2 separate regions of the Homo sapiens genome follow, and region 1 is linked to region 2. Evidence: chromatin loops called from intact Hi-C (ENCODE). Cell type or tissue: gastrocnemius medialis. All regions are shown on one strand. Links, peaks and the distances in the headings refer to the core of each region. The heading gives the core; the rest is flanking DNA. Region 1 overlaps MRPS18A (mitochondrial ribosomal protein S18A). Region 2 holds the start of LOC105375070 (a long non-coding RNA gene).

Region 1 (8,845 bases), core at 301-8,300, 120 kb before region 2:
TTGGAGAGGGAAGCTGGGCTTTAGCTGGCCTTGGGCCTGATGCCTGCGCCACACGGAGCGGCCAGCTGGCAGGGGGTGGGCCGGGTGGCCTCCAGCCAGCTCTTTGGGAACACCCCAGCTCTAGCAAGAACCAAGTCTCTTTCCTAAACCAGCCCCTTCCTACCTCTCCTGAAGGGGCAGCAGGAGGAGCGACACAGCAGCAGACAAAGCATGGCTCCGCCAGGCCCCAGCGGAGCCTGGGCCCATGCATGGCAGCATTAAACGAGACTCCCCTGCAAGGGAATCCATTTCCTTCGTAGCCTGAACTCCCCCTCCCGCTCAGCGTGGCCTTTTGCAACCGACTAGCCCCCACACATCATCAATCCTGTGTCACGTTAAAGGATGCCGGATGTATGGGAGGGCGCCTGGCCTAGCTTCAAAGGCCTGAGGCAGGATGGATTGTGTCCTCAGGCCTGCTGCTGTCTCTTAAAAAGCCAGAGGGGGTGGGCTCAACCCCCAAATGGTCCATAGCATAGTTAGGGGACATAGGAAGAGGTTAGCATGTCCTGCTCCCCAAGAGCTGCTGGCAGATGGCTGAGCTAGCAATGTGGGGGGCACAGGTAGAGATGGGCACACAGCCAGGGTGCTGGCATGGTGTTGGTAAAGGTCCAGCTCTGACTTAGCCCCCAGGGACAGAGAGGCAGGGTACCAGGAAGAAGCCCTGCATTCCCACATCCCACACCCCCTACCCTCCATGCCTGAGTTCTGGTGGGGATCAGCCTAGGAGGTCTGCTGGGGGCTGAGGTGTTTGCTTTGCGTCAGTCATCTTTGATACCTTACAGAGAGCAATTCTATTAAAAAAGGACAAAAACTGCAATTACTTCCGCACCAACCTAATATGTTCCTCATTCCAGTCTGGGAACCACCAGCTGGACAGGAGGAAAGGGCCATTGGTAGGGAGAAGAACCCCCTCAAATCAATTCTACAGACCTGGCTCTACTCTCAACAAGGGGATACTAGAGATCTAAGACTATGTGAGTGTGCTGATGCCAGAGAGGAGGGAAGAAGGGAACTTGCAATGGGACAGCTGCTTGAATGTTAGACAAGAATCTGCTTCCACTCTACAGGGTCCTGCTTAGACTAGAAGGCAGACAAAGTGATTCCAAGGTCTGCAGGCCATCCTCTCCTTCTCTGTATGAACTCTGGGCCTCCTAGGCTGCCACATGGCGCTGTGTAGGTTGTTAACTACAACTCTGGGGAGCACTATTTGTGACCTAGTCTACATGGATGTTGCCCTGAAGTTGTCCAGTGTGCGACCTGCACAGCTGTATTCAGTGGCACTAACCCAGGAGGCCCTCCCATTTCTAAGGCCTTCTGTCCTCTAATAACCCCAGCGCTGGAGAGAGCTAGGATACTGAAAATTTGTAGTACTGACATCCCCATAGCCACCCAGTGTGATGTCATAGATGGGGGATTAGCACATTCTAATGCCCAATCAGCAGGCCTCTACCCTCCTTGCGCCTTTGCTAAGGGCCCTACAGGGGAGGAAAGAGGCTGAGGTTGGCAAAGAAGGCAACAGAAGAAGCGAAGACTGCAGCAGGGGTGGACTGATGGGGGTGGATGCTTAAGCTGGCAGGGAATGGAACAGACAGCCAAGGTGCACCCTAGTTTTCCTGAGCGCAGAACGCTCAGGTTGTTCACACCCAGGCTTGCTTACCGGTTGAGTTGGGGTTTGCTCTTCGGAACAACTCCTTCAGGAAGCCGAGGCCTGTGATTTGGTAATAGACCTGAGTGGCGGGGAAGAGGGGATAGTCTTTGCAGCTCCCTCTGCAGCTCTGAGGGGGCCAGAGGGAAAGCCCAAGGGAGCGGGAAGGTTGGCATTGGGTGGTGAGTATAATTAACACTCCGGATATCCACTTTTCTTCCAGGAGGGGCTGAAACATGGGGCAGCTGGGTGGGGAGAGAGTGCCTGCAGCCCTCTGCCCCTCTTGGTCCCCAGGGCCTTCTACCTGCTCGGTGGGCCATCTTCACACACTCCTCGATCTTGCGGTGTTCTTCCTGGCATAGGCCTGTGATCTTTCGGGGCAGCATGCCTCCATGAGGCCGGATGAACTGGCTAAGCAGCAGAACATCCTAGTGGAAACCGAAAATAGGGGATGAGGGTCAGCTGGGCTTGCTTTTGATGCCGGGAAGCTAGGGCTTCATGGTCTACAGGGGAGGCTGATATCTCCTGGGAACCTAGCTGAGATCACTTCCTCCACACAGAGCTTTGCACATGGGTCTGCTACCTTCACCCAACAAAGGTTAATCCCAACTTAGTAAGATTTTCTGTACCCCATTATCAACCCCAAGAGCTCCCAGCTTCTCTATGAGATTTTTTTTTTTTTGAGGCAAGGGCTCACTCTGTTGCCCAGGCTGGAGTGCAGTGGCGCAATCTCGGGTCACTGCAATCTCTGCCTCCCAATCTCTTGCTCAAGTGATCCTCCCACCTCAGCCTCCTGAGTAGCTGGGACTATAGGTGCGTGCCACCATGCCTGGCTAATTTTTGTAGAGATGGGGTCTCGCTATGTTGCCCAGGTTGGTCTTGAACTCCTGGGCTCAAGCAATCTGCCTGCCTCGGCCTCCCAGAGTTCTGGGATTGCAGGTGTGCGCCCCTACACCCAGCCTCCTGAGATCATCTTCTGATAGACTAGGTTAGAGAACAGAAACTCTTCAAGAAGGGTCACCAATCTTTTATGTACCTGAAGCATCTTTCTTGGACAAAATGTCTGCTCAGATAGGGTTAGGAGACATGCCATATGTTTCCACACAAGAGGAAAAACCTGTAACATTTTAGACCTCAAAGTCTATATACCACAAGCCAGAGTATATGCAAACAGCCCCTCCACCTCCTGCCATTCCCTCTGAAGTGCGAGGAAGGCATAAAAGCCAAGGAGGAAGGAACCAGGGTTGTGAAGTTTAATCTCACATGATCTAGGCCCCCTGTGACCAGATCTGAGTGGATTCTTGGGCCTCCTTCGGACCATCACATGCCCACCAGGCTGCCTGGGACAGGTCAAAGGAATAGATAAGCAGAGCCAGAATCAAGACAAGGGACCACCTCCCTGCCAGGTCTAAAATGTTACCATTCCCAGACTGCTTGAGCCCAGGAGTTCGAGACCAGCCTGAGCAACACAGCAAGACCCCGCTGTCATAGAATGGCTTAAGGGGTTAAAGAAAACTCACCATTCCCCTCCCTGCAAGGGCCTGGCATGCCAATCTTAGCAGTCAAGTTCCACAAACCAACTTGCTGCCCTGGCAGGCGCCTTGCTGCATAACTGCAGATTTGTTTTAATCACTGGACAGTTCCTGAGGGACCCAGGCCTTCAATTCCCACCCCTGTACTTTTCAGAATCTGATGAAAAGAACTTGGATTGGATTAATCCAGGGCTAATCAACTGGGCTGGAGGCCCCAGCCCTCCACCCTAGGCTGCCAAGCAAGCTAACAGCTTTGTGCAGCTCAGGATAATGGTGCTCTGAGTGGAAAGGGGTAAGAGGAAAAACAACTTTAGCCTTTACCTCAGCCGGGATTAGATTTCTTCTGCTGGAGAGAGCCAAGTATGTTTCCTGGAAAAGGCTGGTAGGAAGAGTGCCCTACAGTGGTTGGGCGGGTGTGGGGTTTGCTTTTCTATCAGCAGCTGAGGTTCCAAGGATGCCCACAACCCCACTAACTTCCGCATGGTGAGCGGCTGGGAACACTGCCCCTTGCCTGTGTGCTTGCTTCCTGTTACTCCAGGCGGCCATCAGGAGAAGGGCCCCAGGACAGAAAGAACCCCCCCAACCCTCAGGGTGGCCTCAAGCCAAGGCTTCCAGCCCACGAGATTAGTTGGGTCACTCTGTTCAGATCCCATGGGCATGTGGCTTCTCCTGCTCTTATCACCTGACCAGGATCTCTGCCTTTAGTCATCCTATTCCACAAAGGGGCACAGGGACAACCTGCAGGTCAAACTGGCCCAGAGCCTGAATCACCTGAAACCCAAAAATAGGGTGTTTCATGTCACCTGTGAGAGCTCTGAAGAACAAGTAAGGATTTCTCCAGGGCTGTGTCCTTAGTCCCACGCCCTCCCCATCTCTGGGGAGGAGGTAGTGTAGTCATTAGGAGCATGGGATCTGCCTGGGCTTTCGTCCCTGGAGTTTGTATCCCAGCTCTGATACTGGCTGGGGGATCTGAGGCAAGTTCACAAACGTCTCCATGTCTCAAATTTCCTCATCTATAAAATGAGGATGAAACTAGTACCTACTTCATAGGGTTACTGTGAAAACTAAGTGAATTAAAACAGGTAAGTACTCAGTGCCCGACAGAGTATGCACTCAATGTTAGCTGTTGTTATTATTCACTACTGTCTTTTTTCCCTGGAAACGACTGCACTAGAAGAGCTTGAGCAATCAGGTATCTTTATAGCTCCAATACAGAACGACAAGGTAATGTGTTCCCAGATCACAGTGAGAACCAAGAGCCTGTTCAAATACACCCTCATCATAAAAGAGGAAAGCCAAACCCAGATCATGATTCCATCCCACAAGAGTACAACCCCGGCGAGCTGAGTTAAGGGCCCTAGTGGTCTGAGGCACGACCAGACCACAAACTCAATCAGTGGCTCTCAACCCTGGTTGCACATTAGAACCACGGGAGAGCATTGAAAAAATGCTCAGGCCCCACCCCCCGAGGCTGATTCCACACTGTGACCTCAGTCTCCTAGGCTACCGAAGATGGTGATGGGTCTTCTTCAGAGGGAGAGCTGCGGTGAATGAGACCACATCTATGAAGTGGCTTGGGAGGACCTGGTGGAGCCCATGCATCATTATTTTTTAAAAGCTCCCCAGGTGATTCTAATGTGCAGCCAGGGTTGAGAACAACTGGACAAAATGCTCCCATCTCTGGTGGTTCCATGAAATGCAGCAGTAGCTACAGCGGGGACATGCTGCTCCAGTTAACCAGGGAATCTGAGAACTTCATGACACACAGAACCGAGTGTCTCTGTACCCAGACTCACGTCATAGTTATACTTGTGCTTCAGGTTCCAACGGCAGATGGGGCACTGGCCAGAGGGGTTAGGAGGATTTGGACTCTCCTTGGGAGTCGCTGTGATACGGCCTTCAATCTAGGAGACAGAGAAAGTGAGCCAGTGTGAGAGACAGGACCTGCGTGGAGCCACATTATCTTTGCACAAACCCCAAAATGATGGTAATGCTGGTGAAAGTTTACCTTGGGGGTTCTTGTGGGAGTAGCTAAGAGGTTTCTCTGCCTGAACTGTGGTGTTTATTCTGTAGTTGCCGTATGCTAGGCCTTGAGATAGCTACAGGGATGTGGTTTGGTGGCCTACAGGGGTAATGGAAACCATCTGAACTTAATACCAGTGTCAAGAGGGAGAGAGGGGTTTGCTCTATCAATTGAATGCTACCTTTCCGTCCTCGAAAAAAACAAAGGCACCAGAACACTATACTTTTTCCCCTCCTTGGCTTTTGGGGGAAAGTAATACATGCACATGGTAAAAAGTTTTAAGTGGCACAGGGATATAGAGTCCAAAGAAAGCCTCCCTCCCATCCCACATGTCCTCCTAGCGGGAAACTGCAGTTCCCAGCTTTATCTTACAGAGCTAAGGCTATGCCAATGGGTCTCAACCAGAGGTGATTTTGCTCCCCAGGGGACATCTGGCAATGTCTGGAGACATTTTTAATTGTCACGACTGGGGGAGGGAGTGCTACTGCATCTAGCAGGGATGTTCTAACCATCCTCCACTGCACAGGACAGCCCTCACAACAAAGAATTACTCAGCCCCAAATGCCAGGAATAGCAAGGCTGAAAAAACCCGGGCTGTGCCATATAAGCAGATATGCGTGCACTCGTTCTCTCTTTACAAAAGAAAGAAAAAACTAACACGATACAGATGGGAGGATACATTTCTCTGTCATGCTCCTTGCTTTTATCATTTTGGATGCCACCTTTTAAACCCTGCTGAGGCCAAGTGCGAAATGACCTCCCTATCGCTGCCGTATCCTGTGATACAGCCTTGGAATTACTAAGCGCAATAAACCAACGACCTGGGAATTAGCTCCAATTGCAAGAGGGGAGTTTAGAAAGCCTGGCTGACTGAGGCTGTGGGTTATGAGAGTGAGGCTGGGACGGGTCTGAGAGGCTTTGGGAGGGAAGCAACACTGTCTCCTGGGGGAGAAGTGGCACAGGGGAAAGGGGCTGGAAGTACTACTTGGCTGTGCAGGGCACTGCTACCCTCCTTCTGCCATGGCAATCACAACTATACCAGAAACTGAGATGTTAGAGAAAATTCGCAAGTACACGGTAGGCCTTGGGAGGCAGGTTGCAGTGGGTTGGGGGTTGGGGGTGGGGAGAGCTAACATTTATTGACTCCCCATTATATGTGTGGCTCAGTGCTAAGAATGGTTCACATATATTAGTTCACTTAACCTCCAGAATCTAGTGAGGTAGGTGTCTGATCTTATTTCATAGGGGAGAGAATAATATCCAGTCAGCCATGGCCATGCCGCTAAAGGCATGGATGGGCTCTTCCCTCCCCTGAGGGCTCTCATAGGCCACAATGCCTCCACATCTATTCTACAAACAGCAGACTCATGCCCCACATGAAAAACACTCTTTATACTCAAAAGTCAGATGTATTTCTCTCCTCCAGCATGGAGTTGATAGAGTGAATGCTTGTTTTGGCTTTGAATCAAGGAGCCTAAAAGGTACCCTAAGGGGATTGGGGGGGGTCCCCTAAAAAGAACTGTTTTGAGGCTAAGTAGTGGAAAGGCAGAGGGAGCATTCTAGGGGGAGACCCAATGGACTTGTCCTGGGAATAAGACTGCCTTGGGGAGGATTGAGCTTGGCTGGCTACCTAAAGGGTTAAATATCTGGTTGACATGGAAGTTACAGAGGCCTCTGGGAGCTCTGTGCAGTGACTGAGGATTTCTTGGAGGCATAGAAGGCCATGTGAAAACAGCGTTGTTGTCTTTTAAGGATTATAGGATAATCTAGGCCCCATGACTCCCCAAGGAAGGGAGGTGGGATGGGCCCAGGGAGGGAAACGGGGGAGTGGGTAGATGAAGTATTGTTCCAACTTTCTTACCAACAGACAAACCAGGGCGCCAGCTAGTGAGGCCAGGGCCGGGAGAATGTCACTTTTTAAATGCATCATTTAAGGAGCAGTTTAGCCATTCTAGGCAGAAAAGAAAGGAACTGAGGTCCAGGCTCTTGGCTCTGGGTCAACTTACTCTGGCTCTCTAGGCGTGCAACAATGCCTTAGTTTCCCCTTTGGGAAAATGATTCAACACCCGCCAAAGAGCTTATCAGCAAAGGCCTCTGAGACCTTGCTACACAAAAGGCCACTTTCATCAAATAGCAGATACCTCAGCCCAGGCACAGCAACTGTTCCTGATTAACCACACTATAGCACACAGCTTGAAAAATAGTAGGCTGTGGGATTTATGGTCATTGAGGGAGCTGATCCTGGAGCTGGGCGTCCAGTTTGGGCCCCTCCCTCCCTCAGAGGAGCGGCCAGGCAGCTCCAAGCGTTAAAGAGGTTATACATGGCCAACTCAACGATACTTACTATAGTTGTCTTCCCTTCTTGGGTCTCCACCACTACGGAGATAAAGGGGGAAACATTAGGTCAGCCATTTAATAAGGAACAGAGAGTTTCAAATAACAGCTCAAATTCTACACATCTGGAAAAAAGCAGCCTTCCATCTGTACTCTCTCATGGTCTCCACCTAGAACAGAAAGCATGCAGGGTTCACCCCACTAGTGCCAAGGCTCTATGCCCTTGAGGCGGGGTGGGGGCAAGCCCAGGATACCCAGGTAGCATCACCTCTCTGGTATGGGATTAAGGAGTTCCGCACTGTTTTTGCCTTTCTATGCAAAGATTTATCTTGGTTCTATCCAAAGGAATTGGTCAGATCCTGTCCTACGGTGGCTAGCAATAAAAGAGGGTGGGGTAGTGGTATCTAAAAGACCTTCAAAAGTACGCAGGCGGTGTGTGTTCCTGCACAAAGAGAATCAGATAAGAATGGTTTCTGCTCTGAAGAGTTTACAATGTAAGATATAGCACTGAACTAACACTATTCCAGTGGCACCCCAGTGAATGAGCAAAAAGACAAGTTCACTCCTAGAACACATCCTGGGAGTCTTGAGTGAAATCCTCTTCTCCCTGCAGGGTTGCATTTTATTATCTATACTGGAGAGTGTTGATGGATGCGGTAGGAATAAGGAGCATGAAGATACTGGGTCCAAGAAGAATTTCAAGTACTGCCATTCCAAACAGAGAGGGACACCCTCAGTGCTTTGCCTATTTAGGTGAGGCAGTCAGAAGAGAATCTGAAGGCAAGACAATCAGTTGCACACGTCTGTCAGGCTGAATACATTTCCTATCTTACCTAACCAAGATGCAGAATGAGCCAATAGCCCACATTCAGCTAATATAATCAAATAGTTCTTGGAGATACTCCCGTGTTGACACAGTTTCTTTAGAAAGATAGAAGCCAGACTGGGTACAGTGGCTCACGCCTGTAATCCCAGCACTTTGGGAGGCTGAGGCGGGAAGAAATACTTGAGCTCAGGAGTTAAGGAGACCAGCCTGCGCAATGTGGCAAAATCCTACAAAAATCACTAAAATTAGCCAGGCATGGTGGCATGCACTTGTAATCCCAGCTACTTGGGAAGGTGATGTGGGAGGACTGCTTGAGCCCAGGAGGTTGAGGCTGCAGCGAGCCATGATCATGCCACTGCATTCCAGCCTGAGGGACAGAGCGAGACCCCATCTCAAATAAACAAACAAACACCAATAAAAAGAGAAGGGACCATCTAACTAAAAAG
Region 2 (8,845 bases), core at 195-8,194:
TGGATTATATTAGACAATGAACACACAGTGATTGCCACTTAAAAGGGAAGGAGGGAAGAAGAGACCTGGAGTGAGGGGAAGAGTTCAGCTGGATGCTGGTAAAACCCACCCCCAGTCCCCTCTTAAGGGGCTCAATAAATATGGTACTTGTAGAATGAATGAATAAATGAACATTAGTCACCTCACCCTGTCAGGGTCCCCAAGAGCAGGGACAAATTCTCTCTGATTAGCCCGTGTGCTCCCTGATGGTGAGGGTATGACCTTGGGCCTTCTCCCTTGGGGAGAAAGGGATCTACGGATCCCTTTAGATGAACCATCTAAAATGCCGAGCCTTTTTGGGGATGGTTCATTCTCTTGGTGTGGCAACAGCCAGTGCAGAAACCCACAAGGAAAAATGGAAACAACTTTTCCTTTCCTTCTCGTAATGAGGTGCAGGCAGGGCACAGGGCCCTAAGCCCTGGGCACAGAGTCTCAGGCCTACAATTAATCCCTTCCCAGGATGTGGCCCCAGGCTCGGCTCCTGGCTGCATCCCCAGCATTGCTCTGTGCCCCACTCCCCAAGTCCTAGTGCTTACCCCCCATTCTGGGGACTGGGGAAGGGTACATTTTGCTGGCAAAGATTATGGGAGCCCAGGGAATGCCTTCTTGTTGAGGCCAGCGGGGCTCATCCCCTTTCCTTGTGACTGTGGTGACCCCAGCCACACCCTTGACACTGCCTAAGTCTCTGGCAGCCATAGTAAAAACCCAAATGGTGGTGCTGGTGGTGGGTGGAGGGCACGCAGTGGGGAAAGGGGGCAGAAGAGACATGGGGGTGAGGGGAAGGGCTCAGCTCGATGCTGGTAAAACCCTCCTCCAGGCCCCATGACTTCGGAGAAACTGCCTCTCTCCCACCCCGGCCCCCAGATGCCAGTGGTGTGCCGGCCGTTGGCGTTTGCTTCACAGGAAGTGTCCCTGGAGTCTTGCTTATCTTGAATGGGTGGCTGCTGGGAGGGGGCAAAGGAAGCCATTTCTTCCCTCGCCCACCATTACATGTCCACTCCAAAGGCTATCTCTTGCATCCCAGACCATCCTCTCTCCCTCTCTGAAGGTGGGAAGGAGGTATCCATGATCTGAGGACTACCTTCTAGGGGATGGGGGGTCCCAGAGCCCCTCATCTCTGTCTCACCCTCACCCTGGGTCAATACCAGGTACCTGGACATGAAGCTCTTCCTCAGTTTCTCCTGCTGTCTGTTAGTCCTGCATGGGCCTCAGGCCTCTCTGGTCAGCTGGCCTTCTGGGTCTGAGGAGGGAAGATCCTAGAAGTAAGTTGTCAGATGCAGCAAATAAAAACACGAGGTGCCCCATTAAATTTTCATTGTTTGTGTGAAATTCAAATTTAACTGGGCATCCCGTACTTTGTCTGGCAACCCTGCCTGGATGGAGTGGCTGGACCTCCCTCTTGCGAGTTCTCAGTTGCTTTGCTGCTCCCCTTCCTCCTCCCCAGCCTTCTCACTGCTTTGCTGCTGAGGTATCCAGTGTAGACATTGTGTGTGGGCCCTCGTTCTGGATTTGTCCTCACTTTCTGCCTGCAGCAGAGATCTGAAACAAATTAGGAGCTCTCTGAGGGCACAGGCAGTGTCTCCCCCATCAGACTGGGAGCCTCCTTTGGATTGAGTCCATGTGACCTTGTAGCCAGGCCACTCCCCTTTCTCCTTTTCATCGTGCTCTGGAGGACCTGGCGCTGACCCTCAAGGCTGACCTTTTCCACAGGCTTAGCATAGCCTTCACTGCTGCTACCTGCAGAAGCTCTGAGAGAGCCTCAGTAAACATCCGTCTCCTCCTCCCTGATGACCTGCCGGTGGGAATTCTCTTCCCCAGTCCTCATTCTGCAGGCAGCTATCTCCGAGTCCCTCAGGCTCTGGAAACTTCCAGTGGAAACAATTCTCTGGGAGCCAAGACCCCAGAGCTCTGGCTGGGGCTCTGTCACCAACCAGCCCTGTGACCTCAGGCAGCTCTTGGTTGTTCTCTGGGCCTCAGTGTCCCTACCTGTACAATGGCACTATATCTAGCTTGCTGACCTTGGGGTAGGGTTTCCAAAATGCACATTGTGATCTATGTGGGTCATGAAGTCGATTTAACAGCATGCAACCAGCATGATTCTTTTTCTTAAATAGGAAGAGAATAGGGCAGAAAATATTTAGTCTTGCATAGAGTAAGGGTAAGTATTGTTTCTTGAAACTTGTGTGGAGTGTGTGTGTGTGTGTGTGTGTACATGCGTTCTGGGTCATGAGGTAGGATATATTTTTCAGGGGGGTTGTGGTAAAACAAAAAAGTAAGGAAGTCAGTACTGGAAGCTGTGACAGAAGGGTGACGGTGGCAACTGGAGACCCGGACGTGGTCTCTGCTACTTCTCCACGTCACGGAGATGACAGGCCCACTTACAACCTCCTGTCTGGGGTTCTTCCTTGCTCTCTTGAGTAGTCTTCCTGCCCTGCCTCTGCTGAGCTCATGCCCCTCTCTACCCAGAGCCCAGGGCCCTCCCAGCTGAGAGCTCTCAGGAGCTAGTCTGGTTCCCTGGGCCACTCCAATAAGAGAAGAAGATTCTGGGATCCACAGCCTGGTGGTGTCCAGTCTGCCCAGCTGCCTCCGGCCTGGTTCTGCCTCACGGTAATAATACTGGATTGGGAAACTGAAGCTTGGGCCAAGTGGAGGAACATGGCTCCCTCCTAGCTTTCCCAATGCCCCGTACCCTGGGAGGGATACTCCTTAACCCCTTCCTGGGGCGGGGGAGGTGTTCTGGGGTCCAGGTGGGTGAAAAACGACAAATAGAGTGTGAGTGGCTGATGACCCTCAGCTTTGTGGCTCCTGCCAAATCTCTGATTTCTGGATCACACTGCCCTGTCTTTCCTCTAAGGAACCATATCTAGGTGTGAACCACATTAACCAGGAGAATTTGAGGATAAAACAGGTGGAATATGGGAGACACCTGGTGGTGATGGCTATTTAGATGGTTTCATCAGTACATGGGCCCCTCTCTGTGGGTGCTGTCATCCTGGGTCCAATTCACAGAGAAGAAACCAGGCTGAGAAGAACTGGCCTAGAGTTGGGTCATACTCAGTCAAGAGAGGAAGATTTGGGAAAAAAGGTGGGACTGAAAGCTCTTGACCTGTGGGAGAGTCAGGAAGAGAACAGCCCCATCCTCAGGGAGCCCCACTCTGAGGGAGACACAGCCCCGTCCTACGGGAGCCCCAGTCTGAGCGAGGTTTAGCCCCATCCTCAGGGAGCCCCAGTCTGAGGGGAGACGCAGCCCCGTCCTACGGGAGCCCCAGTCTGAGCGAGGTGCAGCCCCATCCTCAGGGAGCCCCAGTCTGAGGGGAGACGCAGTCCCGTCCTCAGGGAACCGCAGTCTGAGGGAGATGCAGCCCCGTCCTCAGGAAGCCCCAGTCTGAGGGAGACGCAGCCCTGTCCTCAGGAAGCCCCATTCTGAGGGAGATGCAGCCCCATCCTCAGGGAGCCCCAGTCTGAGGGGAGGCACAGCCCTGACTCAGGGAGCCCCAGTTTGAGGGGAGACACAGCAGTGTCTTTAGGGAGCCCAGTCTGAGGGGAGACACAGCAGTGTCTTTAGGGAGGTCCCTTTAGGAGTTCAACCCCTTGGTCCTTCTTCTGAGGTAGTGGGTTTTGTGGGGCACTGGAGGCCCAGAGTTGGCTGTTTGAGGAAGAGTCTTTCAGGGCATTGCCATTCTTTGTCATTCTTTACTGTAGCCAGAGGTGTGGTGTGATCTGAAGGGTCCCGGGCAGGTGTCCTCCTTCCCCTCCACTGTGCCCACCATCACCCTCCTAGTTCTTTCCCTTCAATCATTCACCGTAGTCTGTAATCACCATGCCCCACCTTAAATTAAGGTCTAGAAAGGATCTTGGAGACGTGTGAGTCCCAGATCAGAGGAGGGAACTGAGGCCCCAAAAGAGAAGGGGAGGAATCTTGTGTGAGGTCACCCAGGGAGTTAATAGCAGGGCCTAAATCTCAGAGCAGTGCTTTGGGCTTATGGAGAGACTCTGGGAGATGTGGGGCCACCCAGCACACATGTGAGCAGAGAGGCGCTGTGAAGGAGTGTGTGTGTGTGTGCGTGTGTGTGTGTGTGCAGGGGTGAGTGGGGTTAGGCGTCTGGGTCCCCTGTGAGCAGATGGGAGTTCATATGGGTGTCTGCTGCAAGGCGTCTGGCTATTTTCCTATGTCACAGTGTGGGGTGGAGCAGGGAGGGACAGGCCTGTAGCAGGGACATCAGACTGGTCTTATGAGTCCTGGCCCAGCCCTCTTGAGACCAAGGGCAGAGGGCGATGAGTCACAGATGACTCAGGTGCTGGAGGCCACAGCCACGCATGGCACGTGACAGCCAAGGAGGGCCAGGTCTATTTCTGGACCGGATAGACAGGTGACCCAGGAGGCTGACACTGAAATCTCTCTTCCTAGAGGATAGGAGGGATTCTATTCACAGACTCAGAGCCTGGGCCCCTGGGATGGGGCTGAAAAGACGGCCTGTGGGCTTACCTGTCCCTTGGAGCTTTGCTCCACTGGCTGGTTGAGCTGTTACTTCAGTGGGGCAGGGCTGTCCTGAGCCATCCCCATTCTCCTGAAGATGTGCGGTTAGGGTCACTCTCCACTGGGGATGAGTTCTCCCTGGCCCTTTGGATGCCAGCATCTAGCAGCAAAGCACCCCTGCCCTGCCTTGGTAATGCAGTGTCTGACCACAGACAGCCCCTCTTCTTTGTCTGAGGCAAGGGAGCCAAATCCTTGACCTGCCACTTGACCCCAAGGCCTAGGCCAGAAGATGAGGTAGTCTGGGGTGCAGACAGTGCCTTGGGTTCAAATCTCACCCTGAGACCTGGAGTTACATTGTTTCCTCTTGGGGCCTCAGTTCCATCCTCTGTACCCCGTGGGGGTTGTGCTTGAAGGCTCAGGGGTCCCCTCTAGCTGGCTCCTCATCAGGCCTTGAAGGCTGGGCTGACGGCGAGGCCTTGAAGCTGCCTCCTCTCTCTTGCCTATGTTTGAGGTGGGGGACTGGGGAGGGTTGGCTGAGGATAGAAAGTCCTGGCCTGGTAGGGGCATGCCTCAGGGTCCCCGGTCACCTGAAACACAGTGATGATTACAGGGTGAGCCTCTGGGACCAGACACTGTAATCTGCTGCCCTCCTTCCTGCCAAGGGCCTACTGCAGCATTTCCTTCTGCTTTTCACAACTGTTTTCTAAGAACCCCAGGAAGGCAGAGGCCTCATCTCTGAGGGGTGCGGCAGAAGACTAAAGAAGAGGGGAGGGAGAAAATGGAGATGGTGAGAGAGGAAGGGAGAGAGGATGAAAGGATGAGGGAAAGGAGATGCGTGAGGTGTGGTAGACATCAGAAGGCTTTTCCCTGGTTGACAGTTTGAGGAAGAGGAGGGGAAAGAAGAGTGGGTGGGGTCATTCTCTGCCTCTAAGCTCCCAGCTTAGGTGCTCCTCCTCAGAAAGACTGCCCTGACCTCATTACCTAAAGTAGCAGCCTCCTCCCCACCTCAGTCACTTTCTATCAATTGCTGCATTTAATGAGGAAGGGCTGAGTCAGCTCATGTCACTTTTTGGCTCAAATCCCCGCAGTGGCTCCTGGTCTTCCTCAGACTAAAGACCAAAGTCCTTACGATGGCCTTCAAGGTCCTACATGATTCCTTTCCAAGAACAGCAAGTGTGTTCTTCAAACACATCTGGCATACTCCTGACCCAGGGCCTTTGCACAGCTTTCCCCCTCTGCCTGGAATGTTCTTTCTCCAGATATCTGCAGGACTCACTCCCTTGCCTTCTTCAAGTCTTTGCTCAAACATCGCCTTCTCAATGAGGCCTGCCCTGGGCATCCTATTTAAAATGGCAATATTCTTCCTACACTCTCCAGCCCTCTTACCCTATACTCTTTTATCTTTTTTTCTAAACACTTACCACTCTTTAATGTTTTCACATTATAAAATGCATGTATTTATTAAGTGCATTGTGTACTTTCTGTCTCCCCTCACCTTGAATTTAAGTTTTACAAGAGTTGGTGTCTTTGTTTTATTCACTGATGTGTCCTAAGTCCCTGGAATAGGACCTGACACACAATAGATACTCAACTTGTGGAGCAAATGGCACCTGTCACTGTGGGTGATGATCTCTCTCTCTCCCTCTGTGTACACGCTCCCCACGCACCCATCGACCTCCCTGAGGATGCCTCACTCAGAATAGCAGTTCCATGAGAGCTGGGAACTGCCTATCTTGTTCATACTTGTGCTCTCAGCACGTGTCTGGCACAGAATAGGTACTCAGTAAATATGTGTTGGCTGGATGGAAGGGACCTGAAACAGAGGCCAGGGAGAGTGGGAAGACAGGCCAGTCACTGGCAACAGGCCCGTAATGAGAGGATTCTCGAGGAAGAGAATGGAAAGGTGTCCGCTGGTCATTATGAGGCCCCTAAGATCCTCCTATCTGAACAGAAGAGATGCTCCTTCAGATCTGTTACACATGTACACACGCACACAATCCAGGACCATCACACACCAGTATATAGAAGGAGAGAGCACTGGAAACTGCTGCCAGGTTGATGATGGCATCAGGCTTGACCACTAGGGGCTTCCTGGAGGAGGTGGCCTAGGGCTAGACCAGCACCGGAGCAAAAAAGTTCAGGACATCTCCAGTCAGAGGTAAAGAAGGATGAAGGAAAGAAAGAAGGGGATGTGGCAGAGGTCAGGGAAGGCCCAGGAGAGAGGCAGGGCTGACTGAGGCTAGGACTGAGACTGGGGCTCGTCAAGGTCAGAAGCCTTGGGTTTGGGGTCCAGTAGGACTACACAGGATACAGAGTTGGAGGAAAAGCCTGGATTTTCCCAACCAAAATCCCTAGAGGAAGGAATTTTCTGTGTCTTCCTCTGGGGTTTGCATTGACAGGCACAGGGCAGATGGTCAGTGTTGTCCTCTGATTGAGGGCGCCCAGCGGGAGTGCCGTGGCAGGATCTAATGCCCAAGTTCCCCTCAGAACGTGGCGCCGGGAATGTGATTCAGTGTATAATTCCAGCTGGTACTTTTTTCCCAATAAAAAGAAACGCCTTCATTCTCAAAGAAGATGATTATAAAAGAAAAAAAAAATCTCTTGACTTACAGAAAGAACCATGCCCAAATCTAGTGACCATGGTTCGCACAACATGAAAATCAGATGAGAGGGAGCACGAGTGAAAGAAGCTCAAACACAGGGCGTGAGGTGCCCCTGCCAGCCTCGGTCCCTGACCACACGGCCCCGCCTTTGGCTGGAGGGAGAGCCCTGGCTGTCAGCCGCACGGTGTGGAAAGCCCAGAAGGAAAGCAGTTTTGAAATTTTACTTGTGATTGATACACTTTTGGCCACGTTGGCTATTTTCAGAGCCTAGCTCCCCCATCCTCTGTCACAGACACCTTTGAGTTCTTTAAATGGCTGTATCTTTTGTTGTCATATGGACACATGGTCTTTATAGTACATTCAGACAGAACAGGTTTTGTGAGCAAAGGATATCGAGCTTTTTTCCCTGATATACAAATTGCAAGAGTTCGTTCTCCTCATAAGCCTGTTACTTTCTTATACCTGTGAACGGCACCTCCATCCCCACAGCTGCTCAAGCCCAAAGACGCATTCATAATCTGACCATCCCTTCGGGTGATCAAAGCCATCAGCAATCCCGGGGCCTGCTCTGCTTCAAAAATACTTCTGTCCTTGTTCCCCTCTTTCTACCATCTGGCTTCAGCTCCATGGCTTCTCCATTCCTCTCCAGCTTCTCCAATTCTTTTTCCTCCCAGCAGCCAGAAACCACTTTAATGCCACAGGAAGGATCATGCTACCTCTGTGCTTAAACCCTCCCTGCACACAAAATAAAGCCTGCCTTCATCGCCTGTCCACAAGGCCCGGCCTTGTCTGCCTCCTGACCATCTCTTCAGCCTCCTTGCAGGCCCCTCTCACCCTCTGCACACAATAATCTCTCCTTCCTTGAACATATCAGTGTTGTGTCCGCTTAGGGACTTCGTACTTGCTGTTCCCTCCTTCAGGAACATGCTGCCTCCACATCTTTGCATGGATACCTCCCCCTCACCTTTCAGGATTCTGTTCATATGTCACCTCCTCCAAGAGGCTTTCCTTGAACACCTCTCCCCTCCTCCCTTGCAATATAAATGGCATCCCCAAGTTGCTTGCATTCCACTCTTTTAATTTTCTTCATGGTATTTATCTCTAGCTAAAATTTATTTGTTTACAGATTGACTTTCTCTCTCTAGGATTTCAGGGGAGCAGGAACCTTGCCTGGGTGATTGTCGAGACTGTTGGCCCCATGACTAGTGCTTAGGGTTCAATAAATATTTGTTAAGCGAATGAATAAGTGAATGAATGAATGAATGAATGCTCTAACCCTGCCTTTGCTGAACTTCTAGAGATTGTGCAACCTCTCTTACACAATCAGGAGCTTGGTAACCTTGTTTGCACTCTCATTCCAAGGATTTCAGACTTGCTTTGCCAATCTTGTTGCAGCTCATCAATTCTTGGCAGCCCCACCCCTCCCAGCTGGGCCCAGGACGCACAGTAGGTCCTCAGCGCACACCCATGGGACTGAGTTGGTGAATGTAGCCTGGCTCTTGTCCTGATTATCTGGGTGACTTCAGGCAAGTCAGTATGCCTTTCGTTGTTTATAGTTCTCATCTGTAAAGATAAAGAGGTTTGTACAGATGGTCTCTAAGATTCTGTTTGACTTTCAAAGACCAGAACAGAATTAACCAGTTCAAAAGAAGAGCTGTGGGTGGGTGGGGGTTTTAGGTGGATTGAGAGAGGATGGGTGGGGGTAAGGGAGAGGGTAGTGAGGAGT

Evidence for each region. A loop is a pair of places that touch in the nucleus more often than their neighbours do. Peaks named below come from ENCODE experiments on the same cell type or tissue, not always from the same donor. Only the 100,000 strongest peaks of a DNase experiment are listed, where the experiment ranks them.
Region 1: it touches region 2 in a loop (7-fold over the local background); 2 of 110 quality-filtered maps call a loop at or near these places.

What each region holds. Positions count from the first base shown.
Region 1 is chr6:43,673,506-43,682,350 of GRCh38, forward strand. It overlaps MRPS18A (mitochondrial ribosomal protein S18A), which reads right to left. Exons shown (of 6, transcript NM_018135.4): 2 at 7,584-7,615; 3 at 5,013-5,120; 4 at 1,989-2,112; 5 at 1,697-1,766. Among named protein-coding and RNA genes, the nearest start is that of MRPS18A, 9.9 kb to the right of the region's middle. In gastrocnemius medialis, for the core only: no CTCF peak of the experiment used is centred there; DNase peaks (open chromatin) are centred at 3,966 and 4,996; H3K4me3 peaks cover 1,181 bases; H3K27ac peaks cover 8,000 bases.
Region 2 is chr6:43,794,705-43,803,549 of GRCh38, forward strand. LOC105375070 (a long non-coding RNA gene) reads left to right here and starts at 2,455. Exons shown (of 3, transcript XR_007059588.1): 1 at 2,455-2,646. RefSeq lists enhancers at 4,360-4,499, 4,558-5,142, 5,260-5,309. In gastrocnemius medialis, for the core only: no CTCF peak of the experiment used is centred there; DNase peaks (open chromatin) are centred at 2,649, 3,337, 4,297, 5,564 and 2 weaker places; H3K27ac peaks cover 4,924 bases.